2 separate regions of the Homo sapiens genome follow, and region 2 is linked to region 1. Evidence: chromatin contacts called from ENCODE Hi-C or POLR2A ChIA-PET data. All regions are on one chromosome and are shown on one strand. Each heading gives the region's core, a stretch centred on a gene start or an enhancer-like site at or near the end of the contact. The rest is flanking DNA. Distances are from core to core; before and after follow the strand shown. Region 1 overlaps COBL (cordon-bleu WH2 repeat protein). Region 2 overlaps COBL (cordon-bleu WH2 repeat protein).

The links. A loop is a pair of places that touch in the nucleus more often than their neighbours do. ChIA-PET counts read pairs that join two places held with the same protein, here RNA polymerase II (POLR2A). Pooled maps may share reads with other maps.
Region 2: a map of left cardiac atrium shows a loop between it and region 1 (2.8-fold over the local background). The contact joins two enhancer-like sites. A Hi-C loop is called at or near these places in 1 of 168 maps with a recorded cell type or tissue (left cardiac atrium) and 1 of 50 pooled maps. POLR2A ChIA-PET finds 5 or more read pairs at or near these places in 2 of 52 experiments (A549 and OCI-LY7).

Annotation. Positions count from the first base shown.
Region 1 is chr7:51,183,523-51,188,999 of GRCh38, forward strand. COBL (cordon-bleu WH2 repeat protein) reads right to left here. Exons shown (of 13, transcript NM_015198.5): 5 at 580-677. Among named protein-coding and RNA genes, the nearest start is that of COBL, 130 kb to the right of the region's middle. RefSeq lists enhancers at 4,246-4,852, 4,853-5,458. Within about 2 kb of position 3,142, at least 6 of the 41 ENCODE cell types and tissues checked have a DNase peak (open chromatin) inside an H3K27ac peak, as active enhancers do.
Region 2 is chr7:51,260,288-51,265,764 of GRCh38, forward strand. All of the region lies in intron 1 of COBL (cordon-bleu WH2 repeat protein), which reads right to left. Among named protein-coding and RNA genes, the nearest start is that of COBL, 54 kb to the right of the region's middle. RefSeq lists an enhancer at 2,475-3,290. Within about 2 kb of position 2,829, at least 10 of the 41 ENCODE cell types and tissues checked have a DNase peak (open chromatin) inside an H3K27ac peak, as active enhancers do.

The DNA of each region.
Region 1 (5,477 bases), core at 1,892-4,391:
TCCAAAATATGACTCTGAGATGTGTTTCATAAACACCAACAAAATCAATAAAATTAACTTATCACATAGTACATTCCCAGATCATATCAGGAGGACCAAAGAACATCTAAAAATTACTAGCAAGAAGACAAGTTCAATGACTGATACTCTTCTCTGCCACGAGGCATAAGCTACAGTTCACTGATAGCAATATTGGCTATTTACACTTAACTATAACATCCATTCACTCATTCATTAATCTAAACAAGATTTACTGAGTTTCAGCCACAGGCAGAGTTCTGTGGAAGTACCGGAACACCCACAGGCAGAAGGGCTCATGGCCCCGGTCATCAGGAGCCCACAGGCTTCCTGTCCCCCTAGTGAATAAACCACCATCACCCAAGATTACTCCTTTTGGAATCAAGTGTGGAAGCACAGCCTGTCATTCCAGTGCATACTAATAAGCTCTCTTTTACCTGAAGGAATTAGTATTCTTAAATAGAATTGTTTAGAAAAGTTCCAGGACAGGTTGAATGCATGTATTTCAAGAGACTATTTTTTTTACATGATACAAAATCATATGTGTATTTAATCCATTACCTTACTATTGCTTCTTTTATTAACTTTGAAAAATCCCAGAAATTTTTTCTTCTCTTTATCTGTCTCATCATTGCCAAGTGATGATTTCCTAAAGGTTTCTGGAAAAAAAAAGCACTAAGTTATTTTTCAGCATCTGAAACAAGAGATTCAATACTTTACTTAAAAAATCTTAATAAATGAATCCTCTACTCTTAAACTTTTAGTTCTTGTAAGAGAGGGAAAGCCATCAACTATTTCTTTCAAAGCTGTCCGAGCCACTTCAAGTCCTCAGGTCCATTTGGGAAATCACTACAGGTTCTTACACAGTCTTTTAGGAATGATGGAGGCATTTTCTCTGGGTGTGGTTGTGCCCTTTTGGAGAATGACAAAATAAATAAAGTTCTAGGGCAGAGCTGTCCAACAGAAAGCTAAACCAGACCACACATGTAATTTTACATTTCCTAGTGGCTACATTAAAAAGAACCAAGTAAAATTAATTGTAATAATTTCATTTAATCCAATACATCTAAAATATTGTCATTCTATCATGCAGTCCATATAAAAAGTATTGATGAGATATTTTACATTGGTTTTGGTGCTAAGTCTTCACAATCCAGCAGCCCTTTAGGCTTACAGCATATCAGTGTGGACTCGGTACATGCAAGAGCCACATGAGGCCTGTGGCTGCCAAATCAGCACAGCTCTAAGACTGCGACATCAGTGCAATACACCTGCTTTAAGAATTATGAGTGAGGTACAAACTTTAACTAAATGAAATAAATCAGCAGCTTTCCTGCTCATTTCCAGAAAATGGAGTAACAGCTATGGGCTCCCCAGGTGGTATTTGAAACAACTGCATCAAATCTCCCAGGAACCACCTTTCCAGATTTTCCTTCCTCTGCTGCATCCAGAACGTTTTCCTTTCAAATTACATTCTCTAGGGGAGCAATTGTTTTCTTCTTTCTTTTTCCTGAAGCTCTAAATCCTCAACCCCTCTTGAATTTTTCTTCATCAGGATTCTAGAGCCAGGTTGGAACCTTCCAAATTCCAGACAAGCACACTGAAGCCCAGATGTGTCTGTCAGCTGACAAGACAGCCATGGGATGTGGTTCCCAAAGCGAGATGGAACCTGCAGCATCAGCATCGCTGGGAACTTATGAGAGATGCGAATGCTTGGGCCCACTCCAGACCCCCAGAATAAGAAACGCTGGGTGCAGGGCCCAGCACTACACAGTCAAACTAGCCCCTAAGGAGGCTTAAGCTGAGGGTCTGGAGAACACGCTTGGGAGTGGTGCTGAGAGATTAAGAGCGCCCATGTGTGAGGCACACTTCGGAAAACCACTTAGCTCCTCCAAGCCTCAGCAGCTTCATCTGCAGGTTGAGGGTGAGTGCATCAAGCACGCAGACGGCACTCACACAGCTCAGCACACTGCTCACTAGTGTCATGATTTGCTCAGGAAAGGCCTTTGTCATTACTTCATTCCATTCTTCTCTGCCAGGGCATACAGATATGACAAGAAGAAGGAAAGTGGAGGTGTTCCTGGAGGATAGAAAAATGATTTTTCCCATATCACTGCCAACTGATAGCAAGAGCTCTATACCATTGGTGGCAGAATCATGGACTGGGATTTTACAAATTCTGCCATCAGACTATTAATGCAAACAAGGTAACCCTCAATTAACTTCTTGACCTGCTAATATATGATTTCACATTTGAGTTAGAGAACACACACAGCAGTCAGTGCATTAATAACACAGGCGTGAACACTGATAGCGTCCACACAGCAAAGCAAAAACCCAGCACACACGCTCCTGATATCACGCTGTAGGAGCAAAGGTGCACATCCTAGCCACCAGGGCAGGGCCAGGACACTTGGTTACATGCAGGAGGCTCCAGTGGAGGCACTGAGCAGGCTCCACATCGCACAGTACCCAAATCAGAGGGCCCACTGCAACATGGTGCAGCAGCACCAATGCATGTGTGCAAACGCGCTGTAAAGTTAGTTGCAGCAAGCCCTCTATTAGGTACAGAGCTATAAAGAGGAAAACAGAGCACACAGTTAAGACTGCATCTAAACTATTATATGCTTTAATATGTATGTTTATAACCAAGGATGTTTCTAGAATTGAGTGGTATGTGACATGGACCAACGGATGCTCACGAACTGACGATGGGGTTACACTTTCAGTTCACGACGGCTTTATCCAGATGTGACCCCATCGTAAGTCCAGGAGCATATTGAATGCATAGCACTTTCACACCATGGTAAAGTTGAAAAATCTTAAGTTGAGAAATTGTCTATGTTGAAACAGATGACATCATAGTATCCTACTGATAATCGAGAAGTAGAGCATTTTCCTAGTACACAAGCTGTATTACACCGACCACAGAAAGGACAGACTGCATCAGAAAACTGCAATGAGATCTAGCCTGTTGTTTCTCTTCTTGAATGAGGACAGTGGCTGATCATCACCTCTAAGGACTGAGGTCGGCTCCCTGACGAAGGGTCCAGGACAGCCCCGGCACCAGAATGCCCCTCAATAGTGGGAGAGACACTTTCTCATGCAGCTACAGCCTGCAGCTGTCTGGAGGCACCAGGGGCCTGTGACTCACAGTGCTGAGCTGCGCCTAACACTGATGGTCTATTTTTAGAGGTGAGGCTTTGGTCTCAGTCACTGACTGATAGGGGCCTCCTATGAGGCCTCTAGAGGCTTGGCAGACACTGAAGAAGAACTGGTTTGGGAGCAAAGTAGGAGAACTCAGTGTTCCCATCAGCCAAAATTTCCAGAGGCTGCCCAGCTATAAAGCAGAGCAACAATGAACAACTGATGCATAGCCAGCCCTCGAACACACGCAAGTGAGCTCTAGAACCCATGGTGCCTATGGTATGATAAGCTGAGGGTGGCATTTATTTTGTTTGAATTTACTCTAATTTACACGTAATTAAATATTAAGAAAAGTGTGGGAACTCACACAGTCTGCAAGAAAGTTTTACTTTCTGAAGCATTACAATGATTTGAAAAATGTTAAAGATGAATTGCAGAGTGGCAGAGAAGGATGAAGGACCCTTAAAGACCAACGAGTCCAAACCACTCACTTGTCTAGAGGAGGAGACTCAGTGACCAGAACAAGGCCATAAGGAGTAAATGGAAGCGGGGGACCAGGTCAACATCTGCAAATGTACAATGGGCATTCTACATATGTATATACATATATGTATATGTTTAAGTATATATATATATATATATATACACACACACACACACACACACACATATATCTATATCTGCCTATATATACATATAAACATCTCTTTCTGTATAGAAATATCTCTATGAAACTTAAATAGATGTTGGAATAAATGCAAAATCTGGACTAATCATTTGCATACTTGTCTATGACAGAAAAGGTTAAATTTTAAAATCCATACTGTCCCAAATTCTGTAGCATGCAGGATGGCCTTCAGGGGCAGGTAAGCATGGGCAGGCAGAGGTGAAAAGGAAAGGGTGCCTTTCCTGCGCACACCACTTCTGATCTGCCCTGAATTATTGGGCAACAGAATTTGTTTTCTGTAACAGCCTCCCTCATTTCTCATCAATTAGAGCCACACAGCAAATTCTCCTAAGAAGCATTCTTATCTGAACCAACCAGGGAATCAAGAAACCAAACCAAAATCTCATGTCAGCCTCGCATGCACCTTCAGGAGGGCCCCAAGCCAAACTTCCATTCCTTGGAGTCTGGCACAAAAACATCACCTCTGTGCAGCTCTGACCCCAGAGCCATGCATAGTGCAGCCTCACAGCGGGAGCGGGAAGCCCCAGGTTCACTGTACCTTGACAGCTCAGGGAAGGCTCGGACTGAGTTTTGCTCAGACGAACTGGAAAAGGCAGGCAATGAGAGAGTGAGGTCCAGCTTTGAGATGTGTGGGAGTCCCTGACCCAGGCCTTGGCCCTCACAAGCCTCAGAGGGGGGCTGTCCTGCTGCAGCAGTGAGAAGGTCTCTTGCTGGGTCAGCTTGCCTCTCTGGGCTGGCCCTCTCAGGGCCACAGCTGCATAGCCTGCTAAGCACCGCTGAGGACGCAGGTGGCAGCAGAGCCCTTGGCTTTATCAAGATGCTCCCACCGGGGATTCCAGGGGAGGGCAGGCCTCTGCGTAGCAATGCCTCACCTCCTGCCAGCTGCCCTTCTGTTCTCCAGCAGTGGTAGGGCTCAGGAGTGGACGTCTGTCCCCTCCAAGTGCCTACCAAGAGGATTGAAAGTAAGGGCTCCTCCAGCAGTACCCAGCAGGCCTGCCCAGGGCGGTTGTAGGGGAGAAAGGGAGCCTCGGAGATGGCCTCTGGACAAGTGTCTTTTCTTTTCGAATATTTGACAGTGAGCAGGAGGCAGGCATTTGGCAGGGACGGTAATCAAATGTCACAGCTGGCATGGCACAGGCATGGTCCAGACGAAAGGGGTGCTGGCCACAAGGCTGGAGCAGAGCCCCCATGGTGGGGAAGCTCGTGGTGCCTTGGGGGTGGGGTGGAAAGGGCCAAAATGTCCAAAGGAGTAGAGAGGGGGACTTGGAGGTTTGGGAGCAGCTAGTTCCAACCAAGGGCAGAAGTGCTTCCAAATCTGAACGGCCAAGCTGACCGCACCGGCTTGTTCTGCTCTGTCCCATATGAGGATCAGAAGAGATGCTCTGGGCCCCTGACCACATGAACACTTCAGCTCCTACATTCCCAATGACCATGGGCTATCCTGGGTCCTCTCCTTCACAGACAGGCAGGTTTTATATCACTTCTCCCAAGTGCCAGGTTCAACATCTACCTTTCAAGATACATCCAAGTGGTAGCATGTAACAGAAACACTTGTAAGCCTTTTTATTTCAGATACCTGAACGTGAAACAGTTTTCCCTTTATTTTTCTTTTTATCTTAACAAA
Region 2 (5,477 bases), core at 1,579-4,078, 76 kb after region 1:
TCTATCTCATTTATAGAACAGGATAATATGTAAAGTTTGCATTGAAAATAAAAAGGGAGAAAGATCACATGATTTGTATTCATTCTTTCATTCACTCAAAAGACATTTACTATTTATCTTCCATGGGTCAGTATCTGGGATAGATTCTAAACATCCACAAATGAGGATAACAGGATCCCTCCCTGATGCAAGTCCATCACTGGTAGGAAACACAGATAAACAAACACTCAAGACACCAAGGCTTGTGCCATGAGAAAGGCTCATATACAATGCTCGTGGAGCAGATGCTCTTTCTAGGAAAGAGGGTAGTGGCCTGAGGGGACAATTCCAAGGCACTGGTTGAGCTATGTGTTGCAGAATGGGATAAGGACATGTCTAGCATAAGGAAGGGTCGCTACAGGAGAAGATGGGAAAGGTTGTGGGATGTGTGAAGAACTGGGATCGCAGGTAAGCTGCAGCTGGGGACTGACAGTGTGCAGCAGGGCAGCCATGGAAAGGATGCAGGGACCAGGCGGCAGAGCCTGGATCTTATCCCAGAGGTGGCAGAAACCCTCAGAGGACTCCAGGCAGGTCAATAACAGGGCACTTGCATTTAGCCATGACTTCTCTGGAGGGATAGGGAGGGTAGGCTCAGATCACATCCTGCCTTTCCCCAAAACCTTCTGAGGGCATCTCATGAACTTTATAAACCTCCATACCCCTTCTCCATTGCCCATCTCTCCTGCTTCACCTCCAGCCATTCTCCCCAGAGCCCCACTACTCCTGCCACACTGCCTGCCTTCCTGCTGCTCACACACGCCAAGCTCAGCCCCACCGCAGGAGATGTGCACATGCTGCCGTACACAGTAGATGGCTTACTCCTCTCTTCACTGAGAGGCGTACATGTACAGCAAAACCTCCTCAAAGAAGCTCTCCTGACAGCCCATCCAAAACGGCAGCCTTTGGCTGGGCGTGGTGGCACACGCCTATAAAAAAACTGCAGCCCTTGCAACTCTCTTCCAACTCAGTATCACTTCCAGAAATTATACTTTATTTATTTACTCTCTATCTCCCCCACTAGAACATAATGTGTCAGAGTTGCAGGGAGACCTCACCTGTCATATTCATGGCTGTGTTCCCAGGGCATAAAATGCTGGTGAGTAGCAGGCTCACAGTAAATATCTGTGCAATGAATGAATGAAGGTGAGACTAGAGTCAAAAGCTACTGCGAAACACAAAACACCAATGGTGATTTCGTCTGAGCTAAGAACACAGCAGTGTGATGACATGTTTGGTGGAGAGCTGACGCACCAGGGAATGGAGGAATCTGAGGTGATGCCTGACAGGGAGGATGGCTGGCCTGTGCACCAAGCCCAGTTGTACAGGCCCTGGAGGTGTTGAAAGAAGGCAGCCCGAGGGGCCAGGCGCGGTGGCTCACGCCTGTAGTCCCAGCACTTTGAGAGGCCGAAGTAGGCGGATCACCTGAGGTCAGGAGTTTGAAACCAGCCTTGACCAACATCGTGAAACCCCCTCTCTACAAAAATTAGCTGGGAATTGTGGCATCTGCCTTACTAGGGAGGCTGAAGCAGGAGAATCACTTGAACCCAGGAGGCGGAGGTTGCAGTGAGCCAAGATCACGCCATTGCACTCCAACCTGGGCAACAAGAGTGAAACTCCATCTCAAAACAAAAAAGAAGGCAGCCTGAGGAACGCTAAGCTCCAGATTCTGTGAGGCACCCTCTGGGCAGGCAAGTCCAAAGCTGCCAGGAGAGGGGTTGGGATGGAGCTGGAGAGGGGTGGGCCCGTGCTGATGGTGCAGGAAGAATGTGGCCAGTGGCAGCGCTCCTGCCAGGCTCACCGCACTCACCGCACAGCAGCCCTGGCTGGCTCAGGGCACAGAGCCAAAGTGGAGTCTGACAGTGGCCCAGCCCCAGGAGGCCACATCCTCGAGAACACAAGGCAGAAGAAGAAGTGCAGGTGCAAGACAGGGGCACACCTGGGAACCCCAATGTCTCAGGCAGGGACAGAGGAGGGGCAGACTCTTCAAAGGAGCCCCAGGAGGTGACAGGAAAGTGAGGAGGGAGACCCTGGCCAGGAAGGTCAGAAAAGGAAGTTTCCGGACGAAACCGTGTCAGAGTCAGAAGCTGAAGAGAGGAAGTCAGTAGGACCATACAAACAGTTCCACAGCGAGGTGGCCATGGGAAAGGACTCCTGCGACTCAGGACTGGGTCTGAGACCCTCAGGGAAAATGGCCCGGTTAGGACAGCCTAGTAAGAGCGCACAGGAAGGATGCACTGGGAAGTCACGACAGGCAGCGCCAAGTCGCCATGCCTGTGAACCAACAGGGTGCTGGCGGCAACATTCGCCATGCAGTCACCATCACATGGACGTCTGGGGCAAACAATCAAAGTGATTTACATGACAGATGTGTGTGAAGACATGCCAGTATTAAAGCATGAACCAGGGGCCGGTTGGTCCCAGGGCAGTCTCAGTGGCTGTGGAGTGAGTGCTGGGATACAAGGATGAAGAGGGCAATAATGAAGAAGCTGTCCTTCCCTCACTGCCCACGCCCTACCAGCAACCCCTGGTAGGAGGCAGGGCAGGGCCCAGAGGCATTGAGACCCAACTTGCCAGGAGCCTGGGAACTGGAACCGGCAGCAGCCCTGGGCTGCATCTGGAAAAAGAAGTCAGTGTCCAGCAGGTAAGCTGGGCAAGGTGAGGCACGGACGAGCCTCGTCTCCACACCAGGGCAGGTGGAACTGACATCAGTGGGGCCCTGACGCAGTGTTAAGAGACATGGAGGTGTCGCCAGCCACATTCTCATTAATACAAAGTGGTGGTGTGTGGAGTTGGGGAGTTCCCCCCAGCTCACCGGAAGCCACCCGCAAGCCGAGGGTGGCCCTGGGAGCAGGTCCTACCTGTGAACAGCACCTGTCATCTACACTGCACTGGGGAAAGGTGCAAGAGACACCCTCCAGCCCTAGGCTCCTATGAGCAAGAGCACACAGGCCAGGAGGCCTGGGGAGGGCCCACGAGGTCTCACACTCATGCACTCCCACGTGTGAGAAGGAGGGAGCAAATGGATTGTTTTAAGCAGGAAGATAAATGGTCAGTGGGATATGTTTCACAAACTGCTTTTGGCAGCAATATGGGGGGTGGATAAGGAAAGTAGGAGGCTGGAGGAAGGAAATCAGAAGAGCATTTCAGAAGCCCTGCAAAGTGCTGGCAAGGGCCTGAGCTATGAACCAAGACAATAAAACAGAAAAAAAAGTTCTTTTTTTTTTTCACACAGTGGGTGGAGGTCCCCACTTTGGTGGGGAATTATGGAGCCCACACCTGAGTGCTTTTAGTTGAAGCTTTAGTACCTGGGAGGATGAAGAGTTCCCAGGCGTGGCTGTCCAGCTCACTGGTGTCAGCACCAGCAGGTCTGATTGTTAAGTTCAAGGGCTGCCCAGCAAGGCCTGGGAGACAGAACCAGCCAGACTGGTTTTATTGGATTGTGCTGCTGATAATGACACAATTTTTATGTCACTGAACACTTTCTTGGCAACTACTAAATATTTTGATATGATTCCTATACAAAAACAGTTGACATAAGGACTATGATCCCCATTTCAAATGAGGACAGGAGATAACTAAAGTTGATGGAATGCTAACCATGAGTTTGGCACTGTGGTAGGTTCTTAGTGTCCCAACTAGTTTTCATGACAGCTCACAAGGGAGGTGCTGTTATTCCACTTTTATAGAAGATGAAACTGAAACCTAGATTATGTAGCTGTCAAAAGACAACAAAACTAGTGAGGAAGAGAGCCAGGACGCCGGCCCAGGTCTATCTGAGCTTGGTCCCCATGAGATGCCTTCTGAGTTCCAATCGCAGCCCCCAAGCCTCAGAACTGCTGGATCAAAACTGCAGGCAAGGAAGGATGGGTGCAAAAGCCCATGTGTTGGGGATCTGTTCCTCACAATGGCAGGGCAGAAGGGGCTCAAACGTTCTTCCTTTAGGGGCCTGGCTGAATAAGCCAGGATGCAGCCACACAGGGCACAGAGAGTGAGGACACCTCTACGTAACAGTTGGATGTTTTACATAATTGCAAAACAAAATATAATTAAAAAGCAACCCCCGGCCAGGCATGGTGGCTCACGCCTGTAATCCTACCAATTTGGGAGGTCAACACGGGTGGATCACCTGAGGTGAGGAGTTCGAGACCAGCCTGGTCAACATGGCAAAACCCCGTCTCTACTAAAAATACAAAAATTAGCCGGTCTTGGTGGTGCACACCTGTAATCCCAGCTACTCGGGAGGCTGAGGAAGGAGAATCGCTTGAACCCGGGAGGTGGAGGTTGTAGTGAGCCAAGATCACACCACTGCACTCCAGCCTGGGTGACAGAGCAAAACTCCATCTCCCAAAAAAAAAAAAAAAAAAAAAAAGCAACCTCTAACACTTGAAGAAAAATGAACAAAATGCTTTTAAATGCACATTGATAACATCAAAACACACCAGCTGAGGTAGAGGGCAAGTGGGGTATACAATGAAATAAAATATACCATGTTGGAGTGTACACCAAAGGTTCATTACATTGTTCTCTCTCATACACATGTGCATATGAAATCAGATTTCATATCCATAGGAAATATCCCATAACTGTATGCCATTTTAAACTGTGGGATGGAAGAGGACTTAGATGTCAAGTGCAGCTTCCTTCTCATCCCAGAATGCCCAGAGGCCTCTGGCCCTCAGTAGGTCACTCATGCTCACGTTTCCAATGTGAAGGCCTCCTGAAGGGGCATGCAACAGCAGCCCGATGCCCGACAACCAGCGGCAGCACTTCTGATGCCCCACTCAAGAAAGTCTACACAGCAGAACCTCAGGGCATTTCTGACACCTTTCTGTGTGTGTTCCCAGTCCTTTAACAACCGCGTGCTCATCTGTTTCAGCCTCACTGCTGCTTTACAAGGGTAGTGCCACATCTGCATCCACACCTGCTTTTAAAGACCTGGGAAAGCAGGTGGGGGTTGGGAGTTAAATAGCTGTGGAGAGGGGAGAACCAGAAGAACTGGGTTCCAGAGAAACCCAGAGCAGGGGCTGTTCCCCATCCACTGACCCCAGCACGCCCAGCCACACCCACCAGGCAAACCGCCACCAGGCTTAGGGCAGAAGGCTCCCCAGGCTGGATGGGGACAGGCTGCACCTCTGCTCTAGCAAGGTCACAGGTCGAGGTGAGGCAGGGTGTTTGCAGCCCTAGGAATAGAACTTATCTCAGTTCAAAGACCCAAAGCACATGTGCACAGAGGACAGTGAAAAGGAGAGCATGCCCCTCAGCCAGGGCCACCCACAGAACCCCAACCAGGAGAAAGCCCTGGATGATGTGATACCTGAGGTGCCCAGAGGGGAAGAAGGGGCAGGTAGGTGGGCTGGCTTCTCCGGACACCTGTCCCTGCCAGGGCAGCCTGTGCCTGTTCCTCTGCAACCCTCCCTCCCTGCCCCGGCTCTCAGGCT